Regions from separate parts of the Homo sapiens genome. Here region 2 is linked to region 1. Evidence: read pairs that join two places in POLR2A ChIA-PET (ENCODE). Cell type or tissue: PC-3. All regions are shown on one strand.

What was found. ChIA-PET counts read pairs that join two places held together with the same protein. Peaks named below come from ENCODE experiments on the same cell type or tissue, not always from the same donor. Only the 100,000 strongest peaks of a DNase experiment are listed, where the experiment ranks them.
Region 2: POLR2A ChIA-PET joins it to region 1 with 7 read pairs; 1 of 35 experiments calls an interaction of 5 or more read pairs at or near these places.

The regions. Positions count from the first base shown.
Region 1 is chr14:50,445,983-50,449,982 of GRCh38, reverse strand. It overlaps MAP4K5 (mitogen-activated protein kinase kinase kinase kinase 5), which reads left to right. Exons shown (of 33, transcript NM_006575.6): 15 at 1,151-1,209; 16 at 2,502-2,569; 17 at 3,862-3,904. Among named protein-coding and RNA genes, the nearest start is that of CDKL1, 51 kb to the right of the region's middle. In PC-3, no CTCF peak of the experiment used is centred here; a DNase peak (open chromatin) is centred at 2,302; H3K27ac peaks cover 1,502 bases.
Region 2 is chr14:51,180,147-51,184,146 of GRCh38, reverse strand. No RefSeq gene overlaps it. Among named protein-coding and RNA genes, the nearest start is that of TMX1, 58 kb to the left of the region's middle. In PC-3, no CTCF peak of the experiment used is centred here; a DNase peak (open chromatin) is centred at 1,846; H3K4me3 peaks cover 540 bases; H3K27ac peaks cover 1,919 bases.

The DNA.
Region 1 (4,000 bases):
GCGACAGAGTGTGAGACTCCATCTCAACAACAACAACAACAACAAAAAAGTAATATATTATTTTCACATTTTATGTAATGTGAAATGCAGCTCTAGACCTGCTTGCCAGTGTTTCTGGTTGTCACAAAAACAAACTTTAGCTCATCTCTGTTTCAAAAGACTAAAGAGGTTCTTTATGAATAGTAGTAGTTCTTGAATTCAGATGTTTTTTAATTACGTTAAGTCATTAATGTCCCAGGACTTTTTATTTTAGATTATTTTTTAAAGTAGATACTGTATTTTATGGAATGTCTTCTAAACTTTTATTGAAAAATTTATGACATACTGTTTTTGTTTAATGTGATGAATTATGTCAGTACTTTGTGTTTGCTTTTTACAAATCTTGTTTTTAGGAATAAGGACAACTGGATCCTATTTGAAAGCGCTTTTTAAAAATATTTTGTTTCCTAAGATTGTATTTAGGAATTTTGCATCTCTATGATGCAAGTATGAGTGTTTAAAAAAATTTGGGGGGCTTTTAATCACATTAGATTTTAGAATTTTTAAATTTTAAATACTTTATGAGGAAGTAATAAACCCTCCTTTTCTATGTTTTAGAATATTTTATAGAAAAGAAGTTACTCTTTGAATATTTTGAATAACTCTGAAGTCAGTATGACTAGGCCAAATAAAATACATATTTAGCAAAATATATCAGATTCCTGAATGCCATTGTGACATTTAATTGAACAGAAGTCATTTGTTCTTTTTAGATAATTTTTAGGTAGTTTTTCTTAGTTCATCTCTGCCATGAAGCTGTAGCTTAAACCGTCTCAAAACAGAGTCTACAGCATAGAGAAAATTCTTAAAGTTTTTACTTAGTCATTTATTTTTGATGAATTTTTAAAAATCTCTTTTATACAAAAAGAACTGTTTAATTTCCTGATTCCAAACAAGAATTAAGTAGAGATGTTAGGAAGATCCCACTTTGTTATTTACTTTTGGTAAGCATAACAAAGGGGTACTCTTGTAGTCAAAAAATAACATATTTTTTGTCTTCTTTCCCCTCTTCTTTCTCCCTCCCCCACCCCATATACAAACTTGTCATTACATTTCTGAGATCAACCCTTTGAGATGCTGAGTTTGTACATACCTGTTATATATTTTGCAGTTGACAAATTACAATTTGAACCTCCTCTGAGAAAAGAAACAGAAGCACGAGATGAAATGGTAAGAATTCATTTTTAAAGCATTATTTTCACATTAAGATTTGAGAAAACTTTTTTTTTGTTAGTTGTACTTTGATTAGAAAACAAAGTAATATACTCTTTTAAGCATTAATTTTGACAATTTTTCCCGTATTAAAGTTTTTAAAAGTTTATAGTTAGTTTTATTTTTACTAGAGTACGATGTAATACACTATTTCAATCATTCATTTTAACCTCCTTAGTCTTTTGAAGGTTTTACATGATGTTATTAAATACGCAGAATTTGATTCTCAGCTTTAAGCTCTTAGGACCTTTTTTTTTTTAACTGATTCTGTTTGTTTTATAGTAAATTCTACATTCTGTATTGCCTTACTATTTTTTAAATATATTTTATTTGTTAATATAGTTTCTTTTTTAACCATTGCTGCTATTTTGAATTTACTATCTAGTTACCTCTTTCCTTATCTAAAATGAAAAAAGTGGCCGGGCCCAGTGGCCAACTCCTGTAATCTCAGTACTATGGGAGGCTGAGGCAGACAGATCACCTGAGGTCAGGAGTTCCAGACCAGCCTGGCCAACATGGCAGAACCCTGTCTTTACTAAAAATACAAAAATCAGCCAGGCGTGGTGGCATGTGCCTATAAACCCAGCTCCTCAGGAGGCTGAGGCAGGGAGAATTGCTTGAACCCAGGAGGTGGAGGTTGCAGTGAGCCAAGATCAAGCTACTGCACTCCATCCAGCCTGGGCGACAGAGTGTGAGACTCCATTTCAAAAATAAATAAATAAATAAAAAGAAAAAAGTAATGAAGCAAGATATTATTAGAGTTAGCCTAACCTAGCCTATTGAGTTCATCCTTAATGTTTGGAAGTAGTGCTCTTCTTACTGTAAATATGTTGCTGTATGATAAAACCCCAGTTTCCATGCTAAGAGGGAAAAGTAGTAGCACCAGTAAATTCATGACAGTTTAGTAATATGATATTTAGTTTTCCATGCTAATGGAGTGATGATGTAGATAATTCAGTTGTTTTCTTTTATTGTTTGCTTTGGAATATGCTCACATACTGATAAAGAAGGTTTGTCACATTTGAAGCTACCTTTAGTATGTTTATGGAATTTCTTAAGTTCAGGTCGACTGATAATGAGTCATTGACCTAAATATGTCAAATGACAAAGCAAATCTAGCTAGAGATTAAAAAATTGATTGAATGCCAAGATGATTAATAATCATGACACTGGAATGTTTTCTTGAATCAAATAAAATGGTTAATACCTGTTACAAAGTAACATTTTAAACTATATTTTTATCTTTACAGGGATTGTCATCAGACCCAAATTTCATGTTACAGTGGAATCCTTTTGTTGATGGTGCAAATACTGGCAAGTAAGTTGTTTTCTAATTTAATAACTATATTTTATTTGATTACATAAGAACAGTATGGGGCATGTGATTTATTCTAATAAGCTTTAATTTGCATTCTTGAAAAAGTTATGCCATTAATGAAGGTAAAGCTTTTGAGTTTTACCAAAAAGCATCATGTATTGATCATTAAGGTTTTTTATTTGTTTTTGTTTTTAATCAGAATATGCTATGTAATGATAATATACTGAAAGGTGAGTCACATGATGTCATGGGAAAAAATACTGTAACAGAGTTAAAAAGCCCCAGTTCATCTCTCCAATATAGTTACCTCTACAATTAAGTGAGGGGGCTGGCCTTCATGAGTTGTTCCTAACCTGTCTGTGTACTGCAATTGCCTACAGAGCTCTTTAGAAATGCAGATTCCTAGGTTCCCACATTAGGCCTATACATTTGGAGTTAACAAACTATGGCAGCCCACAAACTAAGAATAGTAAATACATTTTTAATGGTTGAAAAGAAATCAAAAGAATAATTATATTTTATTACACATGAAAATTACATGAAATTCAAATTTCAGTGTCATAAATAAGTTTGTTAGAATATAACTATGCTTATTAGTTTATGTATCGTACATGGCTGCTTTCACACTATAACAGCAGAGTTCCATAGTTACAACCACTGTATGCCTTGCAAAACCTGCAGTATTTACTCTCTGGCCCTTCATAGAAAAAGTTTGCCAACCTCTGGTATAGAATACAGTCTTTGGGACTGGATCTAAGAATCCTGAAAGCCGCCTAATTGATTGCAATGACTGTGGATAAGTGTGTGGGACCAGTGGACTAGATAAGTGCTTCTCAAACTTATTGACCTGGAGAGCTTATTAAAAGGAAGATTCTGTGCATTTAGAAAAGTTCCCAGATGATGCCAATTCTGCTGGTTTGAGGATCTACTTTGAGTAACAAAAGGTTTGATGATATACCCACTTGAATCTATGGGTCCCAACTCTAAAATTCTGAATCAGTTTTTTAACCAAGAAGTTAACTTAGTTTTTATTACATAAGAAATATAGCAAAGCATAACCATAAAAGTAAAATAAGACTTTGTGTCCACTTTTTAAAATCTTTATTTTATAGACATACAATTTGACAATATGAGTGAGGTCTTAGGTCTTCCTAAAGATTTTATACTCTGCATCGTGATCTGTCTTTTACATCCTCTGTATAGAAACTGATTTTAATACATATTTAATAGTATCTGTGTTTTCGGTTACGGTCATTTATCATCATCTAAATTGCATTTCTTCTTTGTATTAGATCAACCTCAAAACGTGCAATACCACCTCCCCTACCTCCTAAGGTGAGCTACTTAATGATTTTGAACACTAAATCCTTATTTAAATAATATAGTTAAATTTTTAAAATAATTTTGAGTTTTTTCAAAATTTTCTTAAAT
Region 2 (4,000 bases), 730 kb before region 1:
AGTCTTGTGGAAAAGTAGTTGAGGCTGAGGTGCATGACGTCGTAACAGGTGCTGGCAATGAGAGACAGTCCACCAAATGCCCCAGAAAGAAGGTATGACCAAGACTGGAGTGAGTAATAAAAATATAGTAGGCTCCCTTGGGCTGCACACAAACAGAATACACCCAGAGAAGCCCAAAGACTAAAGTTCTCTTCACTATTTCTGTCCTTGGGTAGCCCCAAAGGATGAGTGTTTCTCCTTTACCCACAACTGGAATAATGGGCCCTTCTCTGTATTTCTCCAGTGGTAAGAATTTCATAAGATACTTGAGCATACAGTTAATTTTTGTTTAACAAATGTAAGAGTACCGTGGACACCATATACTCATTAGGTGATTTCCAAGCACTTGATCTCATTCCATTGAACTTGGCCTGTGTTCTTTGGTAGATGATATAGTTTCAATATATGTCCCCATCAAATCTCATGTTGAATTGCAATCCCCAATGTTGGTGGCAGGGCCTGGTGGGAGGTGTTTGGGTCTTAAGGGTGGATTGCTTCTGGCTTAGTGCTGTCCTCACGATAGTGAGTGTGTTCTCGTGATACACCTCAACTCTGATATTATAGTGGGAAAACAGCCAATACATAAGTGAATGAACATAGCTGTGCTTCAGTAAAACTTTGCTTACAAAAGCAAGCATTGGCCAGATTTGACCTATGGCTATAATTTACCAACCATTGCTATACAGGACTAGAAGACTTATATCCTTCATTTTTAACAAACATATATTGTATTTATTAGAATATGCATGTGACTTCAATAACAGCTAATCTAATACTATGACTTTATAAAAATAGGTTTTTTAAATTGTGTGTGAGTGGTCAGGGTTCCTATGGCAACGCAATGGTCCTAGAACCCAGGATCCTTTCTTCCTGGTCCTGGTCACTGAGGTACTGCCTTCACGTGTATCTACATGTTCATCCACATTTCAGTCAGTGAAAAGGAGGAAGGGGAAGTGGAGAGCATGCCCCTTCTCTTTAGAGGTACACCCTGCAAGGTGCACACATCCTTTCTGTATCCATCCCTACAGCTACAAGTTAGTCATAGGCCACACTTGGCTTATAAGGGATCCTGGAATATACAGACAAATTTGAAGGCCATGTACCCAGTTACAAATCATATGACTATAGAATGGGGAGGATACATAGTTGTGGGTATCTAGCGGTCTCTGCTACAACTAAAACTTAGATTTTCTGATTTTCTATAAGAATGAACCAGAATCTATGACCCCTCATCCAAACAAAACAAAACTTTTGTTTTGTTTTGTTTATTTTAACACATTTAAAATCCAGTTGTACTGCTTTTATCTCTCCATCACTCCCCTTATTTAAGAGATGTGACTGCCTTATTGATGGCCATTTTCTAAGGTCTGACCTCCCAGCTTTCAGGTAGTAATCCTACCTCTTTCCCTCCTTTTTTATGGAGAAAGAAAAAACAGAACATTAGAGAGCCTTAACGTTTTTGTTTTGAAAGACTTGGGTTTTAATTATGGTGGTTTACATAGAGTTTTGTGTTTAGTGGTGTACGACATGAAATGAAATGTTTGCTAATGTGATGTGACACTAAATGAAGGAACAGCCCTCCACAGACTACATGCGTCAGTGAATTAATTCCCTGCAGTGGTAACTGTTCTCAGAACTTCAGTCATCATTCCCCTTTATGAATAATTTTCCATTCGTACATAAGGGTGCCTGACAGTTTGTTTACATGCATATTGGGAATAAATGCCAAAATTATTTGGCTTGGCGTCAAAAACTGCCTCTATTTTTATTGTCTGCAGTGCTCTGATTCAGTGCATTTTAGTAAGTTTTTAAACAATACATGAATTTGAGTCAGAGGAACTAGAGGAGAGGCTGGGATGACACACACTTATTATAGGATATAAAGGGATGAGACATCATCTATTGTTTGCCATGCCAACAACTCTTAAATTAGTGCCCTTTCTCCTACAGCACTGAATTGTTCTCATTACAACTGGGCACAAGCAACTTGGCATAATTTGACGTGTTCCTTTAAGAGGTTTTAAGTCTGAAGTCATGCTTGAGTTATTCTCTAAGTTTTGTCTCACCCAGATTTTATCAGCTTTCATTAGGGTCTGAGTTTTTGGGAAGCTTCTTCTCTACATGGCCATTAGATGTTTGTACTTGGTTGTATGGGAGTATATCTTGACCCAGGCAAAGGCGAACAAAAAATGCAATGTTGTTTCTGTAGAGGCTGGAATAATCCCCTTTACTGCATGCTTGTCCTCCTGCTCTCCAGCGTACAATATTTAACCAAAAATGAACGTTTTAAATTATCTATTTTTCATTATTAAATTAAACTAAAATTTTACAGCATTGGAGTATATTAAAATTTTTTTCTTAAGTGAAGAAGTAATTTGAACTCATTTAAGTCTTATTTAGTATCCCCTGTGTTAGTGGAAAACCAGTATAATTTAAGTTGCCTACAGCTTCTTCCTGTTGTTAGTGGTAGAGTTTGCAGTGCAAGTTACTGAAACTGAAAAACTACCACCCTGGGGTTCATCACCTACTTCTGTGTGCTAAAGTGGAAGCTAGAATCCATTCTGTAGGCAAGTCCTTGTTAGGTTTTACATTGAAGATAGATGGAAAGCAAATGACCCCACATTAATTTTGGGAAAGCCCTGAACCACTGAAATAATACAAATATAGATAATTCAGACCAAGATGTTTTCATTCAGTTTAGTACTAGGAATTTGCTATGTTTGTAGCAAGACTTTGTCCTTGAAGACGTGTCTTTTCTCCAAATATATATGTGGAGTAAATTGAATATTGTCCCAAAGGGGTAATTATTTAAGACTGAATAACTCAGACTTTGTTTAACATGTTACCCATTTCTTATCATGATTGCCTTGCAGTAGAGGGAATGAGGCATCAAACCACACTGAATTTTCCCCCTGTCAGTCACGTTTGGGTGGAAAAAAAGTGGACTCTGTACTGAAAGAAGAATTCTTTCTCTCTCTGAATAGCTGAGAGGGATGGAGAACTAGACTCTTGGGAGAAAGAGCATGGGATATCCTATTTGTGGGACATTAAACAGGTATCTGTATATGATAACCTATAGGGAAACTGTGGAGGAGTGTGGTCCATTTGCTCTATTTAACTTTTTTATCTCAGAATTTCCCAAACGTATTCAAATGAGGAACCCTTTCATTGTGTGACACGTGTTAATATGCCACAGAATACCCTTCCGAAGAATACACCATGGGGAGTGGTGTCAGCCAGACCTCCTCCTAGCATGCATCAGAGTCACCTGGGTGGATTGTTAGAACTCATATTGCTCGCCTCATCCCCAAAGTGCCACTTTCGGTAGGTCTGAGGTGGGCTTGTGGATTTGCATTTCCAACACGTTCCCGGGAGCATGCTGCTCCTGCTAGGTCCAGGAACCACACTTGACTTGAGAATGAATCACAGACTGAAATAGTCTGGTTCCTCATTTGTCTTTCTAGAGTAACACAAATCAAATCAAGAAGCAGTCGTGAGCTTATACCACGAGCAGAGCATACAGGGTCTGTTCTGTCCCAGAAACACAAAGATATCCTAATAAAGTGGATCCCAGAGGCAAAATTTAAAAATATAGTCACCCCTCAGAGCAAGATAACTTAAAAAAATTAATAAGAATGTATGATATTATACAGCCTCACTGGTTGTTTTGACCATTTAATAATTCAAGAGTGTTTTTGTTTCTAATGTAAAATAATTGAGAGAAGATGGGGTTTTACTCATTAATATTAGCTCTAGTGAATTTTCTCAAGTCTTGCAACCTGAAGAGCCTTTTGGGCATGTTGGTTTATGTTATCCCAGCAGTTCAACATCTAGTCAGTGAAATCTGAAGAAACCTAGTTAGTCATTAAATGATTTGGCATGTATAATAATAAACAACTGGTTTTGTTGATTGCTTTGACTGAATTGATTAAATTCCTCAGAGAAATAGTAGAAACACTTC